Regions from separate parts of the Homo sapiens genome. Here regions 2 and 3 are each linked to region 1. Evidence: chromatin contacts called from ENCODE Hi-C or POLR2A ChIA-PET data. All regions are on one chromosome and are shown on one strand. Each heading gives the region's core, a stretch centred on a gene start or an enhancer-like site at or near the end of the contact. The rest is flanking DNA. Distances are from core to core; before and after follow the strand shown. Region 1 overlaps LOC100506444 (a long non-coding RNA gene). Region 2 holds the start of LNX1-AS1 (LNX1 antisense RNA 1). Region 3 overlaps LNX1 (ligand of numb-protein X 1).

Evidence for each region. Hi-C counts contacts between places; a loop is a spot of excess contacts on that map. ChIA-PET counts read pairs that join two places held with the same protein, here RNA polymerase II (POLR2A). Pooled maps may share reads with other maps.
Region 2: a loop to region 1 is called in a map of ovary, with 2.2 times the contacts of the local background. The contact joins the promoter of LNX1-AS1 here to the enhancer-like site in region 1. A Hi-C loop is called at or near these places in 19 of 168 maps with a recorded cell type or tissue (GM12878, HepG2, MCF 10A and 10 more), 5 of 37 single-sample maps with no recorded cell type and 17 of 50 pooled maps. POLR2A ChIA-PET finds 5 or more read pairs at or near these places in 1 of 52 experiments (BJ).
Region 3: a loop to region 1 is called in a map of PC-3, with 2.2 times the contacts of the local background. The contact joins two enhancer-like sites. A Hi-C loop is called at or near these places in 7 of 168 maps with a recorded cell type or tissue (PC-3, Right ventricle myocardium inferior, chondrocyte and 2 more) and 8 of 50 pooled maps.

Annotation. Positions count from the first base shown.
Region 1 is chr4:53,700,687-53,704,611 of GRCh38, reverse strand. All of the region lies in intron 1 of LOC100506444 (a long non-coding RNA gene), which reads right to left. Among named protein-coding and RNA genes, the nearest start is that of LNX1-AS2, 110 kb to the right of the region's middle. RefSeq lists an enhancer at 1,942-2,061. Within about 2 kb of position 2,096, at least 31 of the 41 ENCODE cell types and tissues checked have a DNase peak (open chromatin) inside an H3K27ac peak, as active enhancers do; they include GM12878, PC-3, ascending aorta and 4 more, where a contact is called at or near this core.
Region 2 is chr4:53,498,357-53,502,281 of GRCh38, reverse strand. LNX1-AS1 (LNX1 antisense RNA 1) reads right to left here and starts at 2,205. Exons shown (of 4, transcript NR_046622.1): 1 at 2,155-2,205; 2 at 1,780-1,865; 3 at 306-434. It overlaps LNX1 (ligand of numb-protein X 1), which reads left to right. Exons shown (of 11, transcript NM_001126328.3): 5 at 3,439-3,641.
Region 3 is chr4:53,539,978-53,543,902 of GRCh38, reverse strand. The region is part of intron 2 of LNX1 (ligand of numb-protein X 1); the gene reads left to right. Among named protein-coding and RNA genes, the nearest start is that of LNX1-AS1, 42 kb to the right of the region's middle. Within about 2 kb of position 2,207, at least 7 of the 41 ENCODE cell types and tissues checked have a DNase peak (open chromatin) inside an H3K27ac peak, as active enhancers do; they include PC-3, where a contact is called at or near this core.

The DNA of each region.
Region 1 (3,925 bases), core at 847-3,346:
TGGAACCAACCCACGTGCCCAACAGTGGTAAGACTGCATAAAGAAAATGTGGTATATACACACATTTGGAATACTATGCAGCCATAAAAAAGAATGAAATCATGTCCTTTGCAGCAACATGTATGCAGCTGGATGCCATAATCTTAAGCAAATTAATGTAGAAACAGAAAACCAAATTTATAAGTGGGAGCTAAACACTGAGCACACATGGACATAAATATGGGAACAATGGATACTGTGGACTACTAGACAGTGGGGGATGGGGGGCAGCAATTAACTATTTATCGGGTACTATGCTCACTACATAAGTGACAGGATCCATACTCCAAACCTCAGCCTCATGCAATATTCCCACATAACGAACCTGCACATATACCTCTGGTATCTCAAATAAAAGTTGAAATTAAAAAAAAATTAAATTAAAGAAGAACTTCTAGTTCCAGGATGGCCATCTGGTTTGAGGATCTTCAGCCCAGAGAAACACAAAGCCCTCTCACAACCGAAGTACAACTGTTGATACAGTAGGAGCTAGATATTCACATAGTATACATCATACGTTTTTGTTTTTTTGGTCTGGTATAGACTCAAATAGCAACTTGCCCAGAAAACATAGTCCTTAAATACTGATTGGATAATTAATTGATCAGTGATATGTTTAATGACATTGACCATGGATACAATAGCATGGCCTTTGAATAGAAGAAAGACCATGGAAAGGAGGAGTTGTGAGTCCTGCCCTCTTTTTCCCCGGACATGCAATGCAGTGGTTGAGACACTGAATACAAGTCTGACTGTTCCACCTCTGTCACATCTTGTACAAGTTCTATAATTTTTCCAAACTGCAGTTTGTCCTTCTGTCAGCTGGAGATAATTATTGTACCAATCTCATAAGACTGTTCAATATGAAATAAAATAAAACACATAAAATGCTTAGCCTTGTATCAGGCACATAGTAAGTATTTGACATAAATATGTTTTTATTGCTGGTGTTGTTTTTGGTTTTATTTTATGAGTTAAGATCCTGGAGAAGTGCAGGAGGTCAAAGGGAAAAGATGATAATAGCTTCCAGGGACCCATGTTGAGTGGCAAGGCCCAGAGTGACCCCGTGCTGTGGCACGGATCTGTGATTCTCCAGATGTTCACGAAGGAATGGTTTTCTGCAGAATGAAGGAGCTGAAGTGCAAATGGGGTCAGGGAATTTTATAGGAGCTTGGAGGAAGAGTCAAGAGTAGAGTGTTCAGTCGTTACATCAAGTGAAAATAGAGACGCTGACGAAGAACTCGTGCCCTTACCTGGAGAGCTTGCCCTTAGGAAAGAGAGAGAAAGAGACAGAGAGAGAGAGAGACGCAGACACACACAGAAAGAGACACAGACACAGAGAGAAAGCACAGTCCCTCTTGTGCTGGCTGCTGACCAAACCCCACTGTGCCTCAGCCCAGCTTCCTGCCTCCCTGGGGAGGGGAAACGTGTCCCTTGGCCAGTAGCCATCAAAGGTCTTACAGGGATGCTTTGTGTCTGACCTGCCAGGGAAGGCAAACGAGCCCCACTTTTTGTTCCCCAGGGAACTGGCCTCTTAGGGACACTGGCGAGAGTTGTCTGCACATGTGGTCAATGGAGGGAAGCAGCTAGCACACAAGGGGACCAAAAGGGATGGCGGCGAAACTGCACAGTGGTAGGGGGAAGCCCGCGGGCTATTTTAGGCCAGGCTCAGAACTGGAGTCAATGGAGGTTTTGTTTATGTAACATCTGCAGAGGGCCCTTCAAAGCAAATAACCCTGGGTCTCCAGGCCAGGGCTGCAGCGAGCAGGGGTGGGGCCGCGAGCTTCCTGTTGTTCTTGGCACGGCTGCCCAGCTGTCTGCGTGGCTCCTCTCAGAGCCATTTGCCGCCTCACTGCTTGCTCCCTACGATCATCTTCACAGCTCTTTTCCTAGGGGCGGGTAAACAAAGTACAAGAAGCAGTGCAGGCAGAGCCGTTCCTCGGAGAGGTGACTCGAGCACTGTGCCCCAGAAAGTTGCCCTCCTGACCCCAGGGCTCCCCGGCCGCCCTGCAGCCTCAGGAGACCCCAGGGCGTCCTTTCTGCACATCCCCTTAGCTGAGCGGCTTTGCTGTCAGTTTCAGTATGGTAGGGAAAGGGGCCTGGCTCTCAGGTCTGCCCCATACAGGTCTGAACCCAGAGCTGCATTTGGCAGTTGCTTACTCTTGTGCTAAGTGCTCAATCCCCATTATTTATTACAGGCAGAAACATACATATATACGAGATAAATAATGTATGTTAATTTCCTTTCTACCAGGCCTGTTTGAAGGCATGAACACTATATTGTTATCTTTTTGAAACACAGATTCCATTGGGAAAGATGGGGATAAGACGGCCTTTTTCAAGTTTAGGAAAATTTATATGCACAAGAATGTAGAAATCTGAAACTGACAGTTTGATAAACTTGTTCACCTATGTATCCACCCACGTAACTACTACCCTGATCAAGATACAGAATATATCCATCGCCCTTATGTGAAAAGCTCCTTTGTGTCTCTTTCTGGTTAATAACCTGCTTACCCCTACTTATATTAGTCTGCCAGGGTGCCAGAACAAAATACCAAAGGCTAAGCGATTTCAATAACAAAAATCGGTTTCTCACAGTTTTGGAAGCTGGATGTCCAAGATCAGGGGACTAGAATGGCTGGTAAGGGCCCTCTTCCTGGCTTGCAGATGGCTGCTTTCTCAGTGTATGCTCACATGGCCACTACTTTGTGCACCTGGAGCAAGCGCTCTGGTGTCTATTCTTAAAAGGACATAAATTCTATCAGATCAGGGCCCTAACCTTATGACCTCATTTAACCTTAATTACTTCCAGAAAGGACTCATCTCCAAATATATTCACATTGGGGCTCAAGGCCTCAGCATACGAATATGGAGGGGACATGATTCGGTCCATAGCACTACCACGGTGCCTTCCTCCCCCAGTGATATGGTTTGGCTGTGTCCCCATCCAAATCTCAACTTGAATTGTATCTCCCAGAATTCCCATGTGTCACGGGAGGGACCCAGGGGGAGGTAATTGAATCATGGGGGCTGGTCTTTCCCATGCTAGTCTCGTAATAGTGAGTAAGTCACATGAGATCTGATGGGTTTTTCAGGGGTTTCCGCCTTTGCTTCTTCCTCATTTTTCTCTTGCCACTGCCATGTGAGAAGTGCCTTTTGCCTCCCGCCATGTTTCTGAGGCCTCCCCAGCCATGTGGAACTGTAAGTCCAATTAAACCTCTTTTCCTTCCCAGTGTCAGGTATGTCTTTATCAGCAGCGTGAAAACAGACTAATACAGTCAGTTGGTATCAGTACAGTGGGGCGTTGCTGAAAAGATAGCTGAAAATGTGGAAGCGACTTTGGAACTGGGTAACAGGCAGAGTTTGGAACAGTTTGGAGGCCTCAGAAGAAGACAGGAAAACGTGGGAAAGTTTGGAACTTCCTAGAGACCTGTTGAATGGCTTTGACAAAAATGCTAATAGTGATATGAACAATAAGGTCCAGGCTGAGGTGGTCTCAGATGGAGATGGGGAACTTGTTGGGAACTGGAGCAAAGGCGACTTTTGCTATGTTTTAGCAAAAAGACTGGCGGCATTTTGCCCCTGCCCTAGAGATGTGTGGAACTTTGAGCTTGGGAGAGATGATTTAGGGTGTCTGGTAGAAGAAACTTCTAAGCAGCAAAGCATTCAAGAGGTGACTTGGGTGCTGTTAAAAGCATTCCATTTTAAAAGGAAAACAGAGCGTAAAAGTTCAGAACGTTTGCAGCCTGATGATGCAGTAGAATAGAAAAACCCATTTTTTGAGGAGAAATTCAAGCCAGCTGCAGAAATTTGCATAAGTAGCAAGGAGTCTAATATTAATCCCCAAGACTGTGGGGAAAATGTCTCCAGGCCAAGTCAGAGA
Region 2 (3,925 bases), core at 956-3,455, 200 kb after region 1:
GAATGAAGTATAAATTAATGACCATAGCAGCCATAGGGGACAGTGTAATCCATGTGACTTGGATGGATGTTGGGATGCTGACTGTGTGTTGGAAAATGCATTCAAGTAGCTTAGCTCAATGCCAGCATATAGTAAACTCTCAGTTAATAATTATTATTATATCCTTTAGTCCTTGAGTGAGGACATAATATTGAACAAATCATTTTCTTTCCAGACCAATACAGAAGATGAGGTGAAGGTCAGATCATAGTGTGTCCTGATTATTATTTAGGAGTCTGTACTTGATTTGGGGGTAGTGAACACACCTGGGAGCTCTTGTATAGAGTTGTTGCAGGATTGGAGCCGTGTTTCCAGAAGACAGAGATAGCAGCCATGTTCAATGAGTAGGCGGGCTGGAGTGGGAGAGATTGGATTTCCTCAGACACACTAGGAAGCTGTAATTCCAGAATGGAGTGAGGTGTTAAGACTCAGCTAGCCTGGTATCAATGTCGTCACAGCATTTGTGAGGCAACAATGCTTTCAAAATGGCCAGAGGGCCTCATTGCTTCAGCAACCTACAGTTAGCTTCCTGGCATGGTTTATCCATCCTTTTAATGTCAGTAAAGGGACTGGCGCCACTGTTTATCAACTGTGTGACCCTGGCTGGGTTGCTTAATGCTCTAAGCTTCAGCATTTCTTCATCTGAAAAGACAGAGATGGGTCTGGGCATGGTGGCTTACACCGGTAATCCTAGCACTTGGAGGCCAAAGTGAGAGGATCTCTTGAGCCCAGGAGTTTGAGACCAGCCTGGGGAACATGGTGAGACTTTGTCTCTACAAAAAATGAAATTAGTGGGACATGGTGGCACACACCTGTACTCCCAGCTTCTTGGTCTGAGATGGGAGGATTGCCTGAGCCCATGAGGTCAAGGCTGCTTTGAGCCAAGATTGTACCACTATACTCCAGCCTGGGTGACAGAGTGAGATCCTGTCCCCCCACCCCCAAAAAAAAAAAAAAAAAAGATTATTATCATCTATTTCATAGGGTTATTGTGAAGACTAAACAAAAAAATGCATTCAAATACCTTAACTCAATGTCAGCATATAACAAACTCTCAGCTAATAAGATTATATCCTTTAGTCCTTGAGTAAGGACATAATATTGAGCAAATTTTTTACTTTCCAGACCAACACAAGTTTGGCAGTTTAAAAATTCCTTTATCTCTTTAAGGTCACTAGGATCTCATTGGTGTTGCTCTAACATCATTTACAAGTGTGAATGGTATGTCCTTTCAAGCTATCAAATCAAACATTCTCTAGCGGTTTAGGTTTGGCAGTGTGGTTTTTGTAAATCTGTTGGAAAAGATGGTAACAAGGGAAGGGGAATGAGGGAGGGAAAATTGGCTTTTGTGATTATTTCCAAATCTTTCTTTGCTCAGAATGAATTTTTTTCCATTCCCTTGTTATACCAGACATGTTCTAGCAATTGCCTGTGGTATAGCCTACTTAATATAACCAAAGTAGTTTAAACATTAATTGAACTCAATCACCCGAGTACTGTTAGTACCAGGAGCTGACTGCTGAAGCCAGCTTACCCCTGCCTTATGCAGTCACTTCAGTTCAATCAGTATAGAGATTAAGGACCCACATTTACAACATCTCGGGTTTCCTCTGCCCACTAAGTTACTTTGCCCTAACATACTTAGAAATAATTTTAATTCTTTATTGTTCTTAGAGAGTTGAGTACTTATTAATTCATTAGGGAAAATGGACTAAGGTCACGGGTTTTGAAAATGCTCACAAGGAACTAGAAGCAGGCCTGCCATGTGAGATCTTTCCAGATGCCATAACGAAAGGAGACTCTTAAGGTGAGGCAGCTGTCAGCACCTACGGAAGACAGAAGCATCTCAGCCCTTTACATTCAAACTTGAGCCTCTAGCTGCTTGGAGGAGCCCCTTTTTCCACCAAGCTAGGTGTGGCTTGTTCCCATCACTTGTTGGTGTCCCCTCTGAACACTTCTATTCAAACTGAAGTGAAAAAAAAAACAATGCCAGTCGGTGCTGCTGGCTCATAGGTCCATAGAGCAAGTCCCTCATGGGCTCTGGCCTGGCTGTGAACCCCTGGCTCCAGGGATACCTGACAGAGAGTACCGGTCACAAGAACTCTGGGTTCTGACCTGGCTCTCAGGACCACCTAACTTTGGGATGTCCAGTCAGTTACTTCACTCCCCTTCTCTCAGCCTTAAACCTCCTCACTTGTAGTGTTTGACTATCACTGTCAAGCAGCAGGACAATTAGAGCAGCTGTTTTCTGTGTGGTCACAATGGGATGAAAGATGAGAAGAGAGCTAGGAGAGATTTCTTGGGGAAAGCAGATTCATCAGTTTAAAAATACAGTTTGAAAACACCAGCCTAGATGATCTTTGAATCTCCTTGCTCTGAACTCAGTGATTTCAGGCAAACCAGGGATGAACTGCTCAAGGCCACCAACTAGGCCTTGGCCTCTTCTTGATCATGAATCAGGCCTCTTCCATTTGTTAACAACAATGTCTGGTAGAAAGAACTGATGTTCCCCCAAGCCTGAAAAGCAGAGTCTTTAAGGAAGAAATTTTCAAAATTATCTGAGAGGGCAAAGTGGCAAATTGGTTCTGTTTTTTACCTCTCAATAAGCAAGCGATAAAACTGCAATTCATTCCATTAAAAATGATTCATTCACTTCTATTAATTCAGTAAACTTCAGCTGAAGGCCTCTGCATGCAGAGATATATGCAGAGAACCATGGAACAGCGAGAGTTTATGCCCTCAGGTTTTATGGGCATGATATGAGGTATATAAGAAATGAGTATAAGCTGGGAGAGGTGACTCACACCTGTAATCCCAGCACTTTGGGAGGCCGAGGTGGGTGGATCACCTGGGCTCAGGATTTCAAGACCAGCCTGGACAACATGACAAAACTCCGTCTCCACAAAAAATGTAAAAATTTGCCAGGAATGGTGGCATGTGCCTGTAGTCTTAGCTACTTGGGAGGCTGAGGTGGGAAGATCACTTGAGCTCAGGAGGCGGAGGTTGTAGTGAGACACTGCATTCCAGCCTGGGCAACAGAGTAAGACCCTGTCTCAAAAAACAGAAACAAAAACAAAAAGGTAAAAATAACAATAATGGGTTGAGTGCCATGAGAAATAGCTAGAAAGCTTTATAGGAAGTGGGCTGTTTAGAGCAAGGGAAGGAGGAATCAGGGTAGAGTTTAATTGGAAGGGCCTTGAAGGAAAAATTGGGTTTAAGCTCAGGATGAAAAACATTCCAAGCAGAGAAACTTACATTGACACAGAGGCAGGAAAATGGAAAACATGTATGAGGAAAAATGAATAGTTTAGTTTGGCTGACACTGAAGTTTGGCAAGAAGAGTAGTTGGAAAGGTCCATTGGGTGGGTGTCTTAAATAAACACTCTTTGTCCATTTCAGTCTTTCCAAGGTTGTACCACCTGATTCCAGATGGTGAAATTACCAGCATCAAGATCAATCGAGTAGATCCCAGTGAAAGCCTCTCTATTAGGCTGGTGGGAGGTAGCGAAACCCCACTGGTCCATATCATTATCCAACACATTTATCGTGATGGGGTGATCGCCAGAGACGGCCGGCTACTGCCAGGAGACATCATTCTAAAGGTAGAGACTGTGGCTGTGGGGCTGCAGCAAGGGGCTTGATATAAAAAAATGCTTCTGAGCAAACAATTGGATAGATGGATGGATGAATGAGGGAAATGGTAAAATAAATGTGGATAGTGACTTTCTATCATTTTATGACTCTCTGAGATTTGTCATTTAATTGAGATCTTTGTTTCTCTCTGTCTTGCTCTTTCACTCTCTCCCCCCTTTCTCTCTGTATATAAATATTTATCTGTCTCTATATCATTTTGTCTGTCCACTCTTCTGCCTTCTCCCTTCTAGCT
Region 3 (3,925 bases), core at 958-3,457, 160 kb after region 1:
TTTTGTTTTTTAATCCCCCATTCAGTTGCTTAGTGTCATCTAAAGAAAGCATCATGGAGATTTGTTTTTTCTTTCCCAGTTTCTTTGGACATAAGCTGCTCTCTTCTTTCTTGGCATGGTTGACAGGGTTGAATTGAGGCATATGGATCTCAAAGGAGCCCAGTGATGTGATCCTCCTTCAAATTCTTAACATTTGTTTACCATTTAGCAAAGGCAGGGAATTTCTATTAATAAAAATAGTGGTTTACAGAAACAGATTTTCCTTGTCCAGTGAAAGTAAATTAATGTTCTGAAAAAAAAAATTGAGCAAGATATTTCCTACTTCTTGGAAGTTCTCTGTTCAGCGTTTTCTTTGTATAGTGTGATTTTTTTTTCTTCTTTTCCAAGCTAGGTAGCCTCCTGGTAGATGAATTAAGAGTTTACACTTAGGTAGCATAAAGAAAACATTCATTCCTGGGAAGAGTATAATTTAATAACAAATACTTATCAAATGTGTATGACATATCAGGCATGTTCTAGGCTGTGGGGATTCTGCAGTAAACTTATATTCCAGTGAGAGGGCAGTAAATAAGCACACATGTAGTACATCAGATGGAAATAAGTGGCATGAAATAAATAAAGCAGGTAAGGAGATGCTGTTCTACATAAGCAGGCCTTGCCAAGAAAGCAGCAGAACCCAGAAAGAAGTGAGGAAGGGAGCCAGCCATGAGGGCAACTGACCTTCGGATAACAGTAGCACACAGGACAGACGTGGTGGCTCGTTTCTGTAATTATAACACTTCGGGAGGCTGAGGCAGGAGAATTGTTTGAGCTCAGGAGTTTGAGACAAGCCTGAGCAACATAGTGAGACCCTCATCTCTATTTAAAAACAAAAGTAGCAGACAGGACAATCTGACTCCAAATCCACACCTATGAAGTGCTAATGATTCCTACAGCACAGGATTCCTGAGTAGCAAGTGAGAACCACGTTAGAGGAGCTGGCACCTGGGTGGGCTCATGACCATCAGTTCCCTCTACTTCCACTTGCTTTCCCCCTGATTTATTCCTGATGGGAGAGGGGGGTTCTTACCGGGTTAAACATCACTCTGGGTCACGTGTTCCGAATACAGATTTAAATGCAATTGCAAATGCCAATGGCCTTCTCCACCTTGACCCCTATTCTTACTCAGTGTAAATTAATGTTGAATTTTCTCATTCCGAAATTGTGTTGCCTTCTAAATTACTCCAGTCTGTTCATGTCTTTGTCATGGATTTTCTCTAATTGCAGATGTACCCATGTCTAACCTATTTTTTCCCTCCTCTTGCCTCTGTCCTCTATGGCATTCCCCACCTCAGTGTCATCCATAAATTTTGTGACACTTGCTCCTAGGTCATCAGTCAGAGTATTGATTCAGATCAATGTGATGGTGATTGTTAGGACACTCTTTGAAACACCTTCCCATGGCTGGGCTTAATGCCCCCTTAGTTTGTGATTTCTGATCATTTTCAGCTTTCTTTGGACTAACAGTGAATATAAAATCCCAAGACACTGCGCATTCAGCTCAATCCACCCCCTACCCCATCCCTTTGTATTCTTAATTACAACAACAGTATTACAATCTTTAAGATAATCTCATGAATTTGTCTGTGATCATTTAAATGCAAACTGTCCTTTGTTTATTTATCCCTGGTTTTCTGGAAACTCAATTTTACTTTCCTAATAGTTATTCCCAATTTTTCAAGCTGACAATTGCATATCTCATACACTAATTTTTCACTACCCTTTCCTTCTGTTTTCTCTCTGCATCACTATCACATGTTGTTGGCCTTGTTCCAGTCTTCTGACATCCCCCTGAGTGCAAGGTAATTTTTCAGAAATAATTATTCATTTTTACTGCACCATTGTTCAGTAAGCATATTAGTCAAATTCTATTCCCCAGGGCCATGTGTCATCTGGAGCAGCTGATTTATGCATGCTCATGTTTGCCAAATATTCCTTCACCTATTTTTTGTCCAAGCTTATCTGTGAGGGGTTTATATAATTCTCCAAATTTCACTTATTACAAAGCTATCTGAAAGTAGTTTAGCACTGCAGGGTTTAAACATTTTTATTTTAGTGTTTGCCTCTTTTACTTGTAAATCTGTGTTCCTTCAAGCTTCTTGGCCTACTTTTTTTTAATGACTCAGACTGAGCTTACAAATTTTTAAGTGATTGCTAAGTATTAAGTCGTTCTGTTTTGGCTCATGTGTATTTTTTTCTGCTGAGCTTAATTGAAACAGTCCGTTTTCTTGGCCTTATATTGTTCTTGTCTCAAGTCAGAACTATTCAGTGATCCTAAGAATTTGACACACAACTGAATAGATCCCTGCTTTTTCCATTTGATATAAATGGTTAGAATCTACACTAAAAGAATCATGAACTCTAAGTCTCTTTTAGAAAAAAAATATATATGAAATGTGCTGATTAGATCAGTCTTAGAAACTACCAAGTGTGTCATCTTCCAAAAGCATGGAACTTTCCACTATGTGAATAGTTTGGCACTAATTGTTCACACTTTTCCTTAGAGAAATAATTTTTTTCAGCCCAACCTCTTTTTTTTGACATGATCTTGCCAAGTCAGTGTAGTTTTAGAGAGCCATTTGCTGAAGTTGATTCAGTTGCTAATGGTATCCTAACTTGGTTGTTACCTCCACCCACTCACTAGAGAATCCTGAAATCACAGAACGCATTCCTGCCATTTCTTTCTTTCTTTTCTTTTCTTTCTTTTTTTTTTTTCTTTTTTTTTTGAGTTAGAGTCTCGCTCTGTCACCCAGGCTGGAGTGCAGTGGCGTGGTCTCGGCTCACTGCAAGCTCTGCCGCCCAGGTTCAAGGGATTCTCCTGCCTCAGCCTCCCAGGTAGCTGGGATTACAGGCAAGCACCAACATACCCAACTAATTTTTGTATTTTTAGAAGAGACAGGGTTTCACCATGTTGGCCAGGCTAGTCTTGAGCTCCTGACCTCAAGTGATCCGCCCGTCTCAGCCTCCCAAAGTGCTGGGATTACAGGCGTCAGCCACCATTCCCAGCTCTCCTGCCATTTATTTTTAGAATCAAATACAGTGCCCTTATTTTACTAAAGACAAATGTTTGACCCCAATAAGTGAGGATACTTAAATCAGCACTGTGTCGATGTCTACACAGTCTGTAGCTCTGTTTATAATAATAACAGGGGGGTTTTTTTGTTTTTTGTTTTTTGTTTTTTGAGACAGAGCTTTGCTTGTTGCCCAGGCTGGAGTGCAGTGGCGCAATCTCGGCTCGCTGCAACCTCCCCCTCCTGGGTTCAAGCAATTCTTCTGTCTCAGCCTCCCGAGTAGCTGGGATTACAGGCACCCACCACCATGCCCAGCTAATTTTTTGTATTTTCAGTAGAGACGGGGTTTCACCATGTCAGCCAGGCTAATAACACTTATTTTTAACAAGCTTTCTTACAAGGTGGCATGGCACCTTGAGGTTGAGTTGGAGCACACTCAAGTAAAGCCTCACTATCTTTTCTGGGGAGGCGGGGACAGGGTCTCACTCTCACTCAGGCTGGAGTGCAGTGGCGGAGTCATGACTTACTGCAGCCTCAACCACTCGGGCTCAAGCCATCCTCTCTCCTAAGCCCCCCGAGTGGCTGGGACTACAGGTGCACGCCCCCATGCCTGGCTAATTTTTGTATTTTTTTTTAGAGACAGGGTTTTGCCATGTTGTCTAGACTGGTCTCAAACTCCTGAGCTCAAGCAATCTGCCAGCCTCAGACTCTCAAAGTGCTGGGATTACAGATGTGAGCCACCATGTTGTCATTTGGAGTTGTTAGCAAGAATGGGGTAGTTGCTATGCCATCTTATTTTATTCAGATAGCACTAGATTTGGTATTGATTAGTAGCCCGAGCAAAAACAACTGGAGCAACTGAAAATACTGAAAA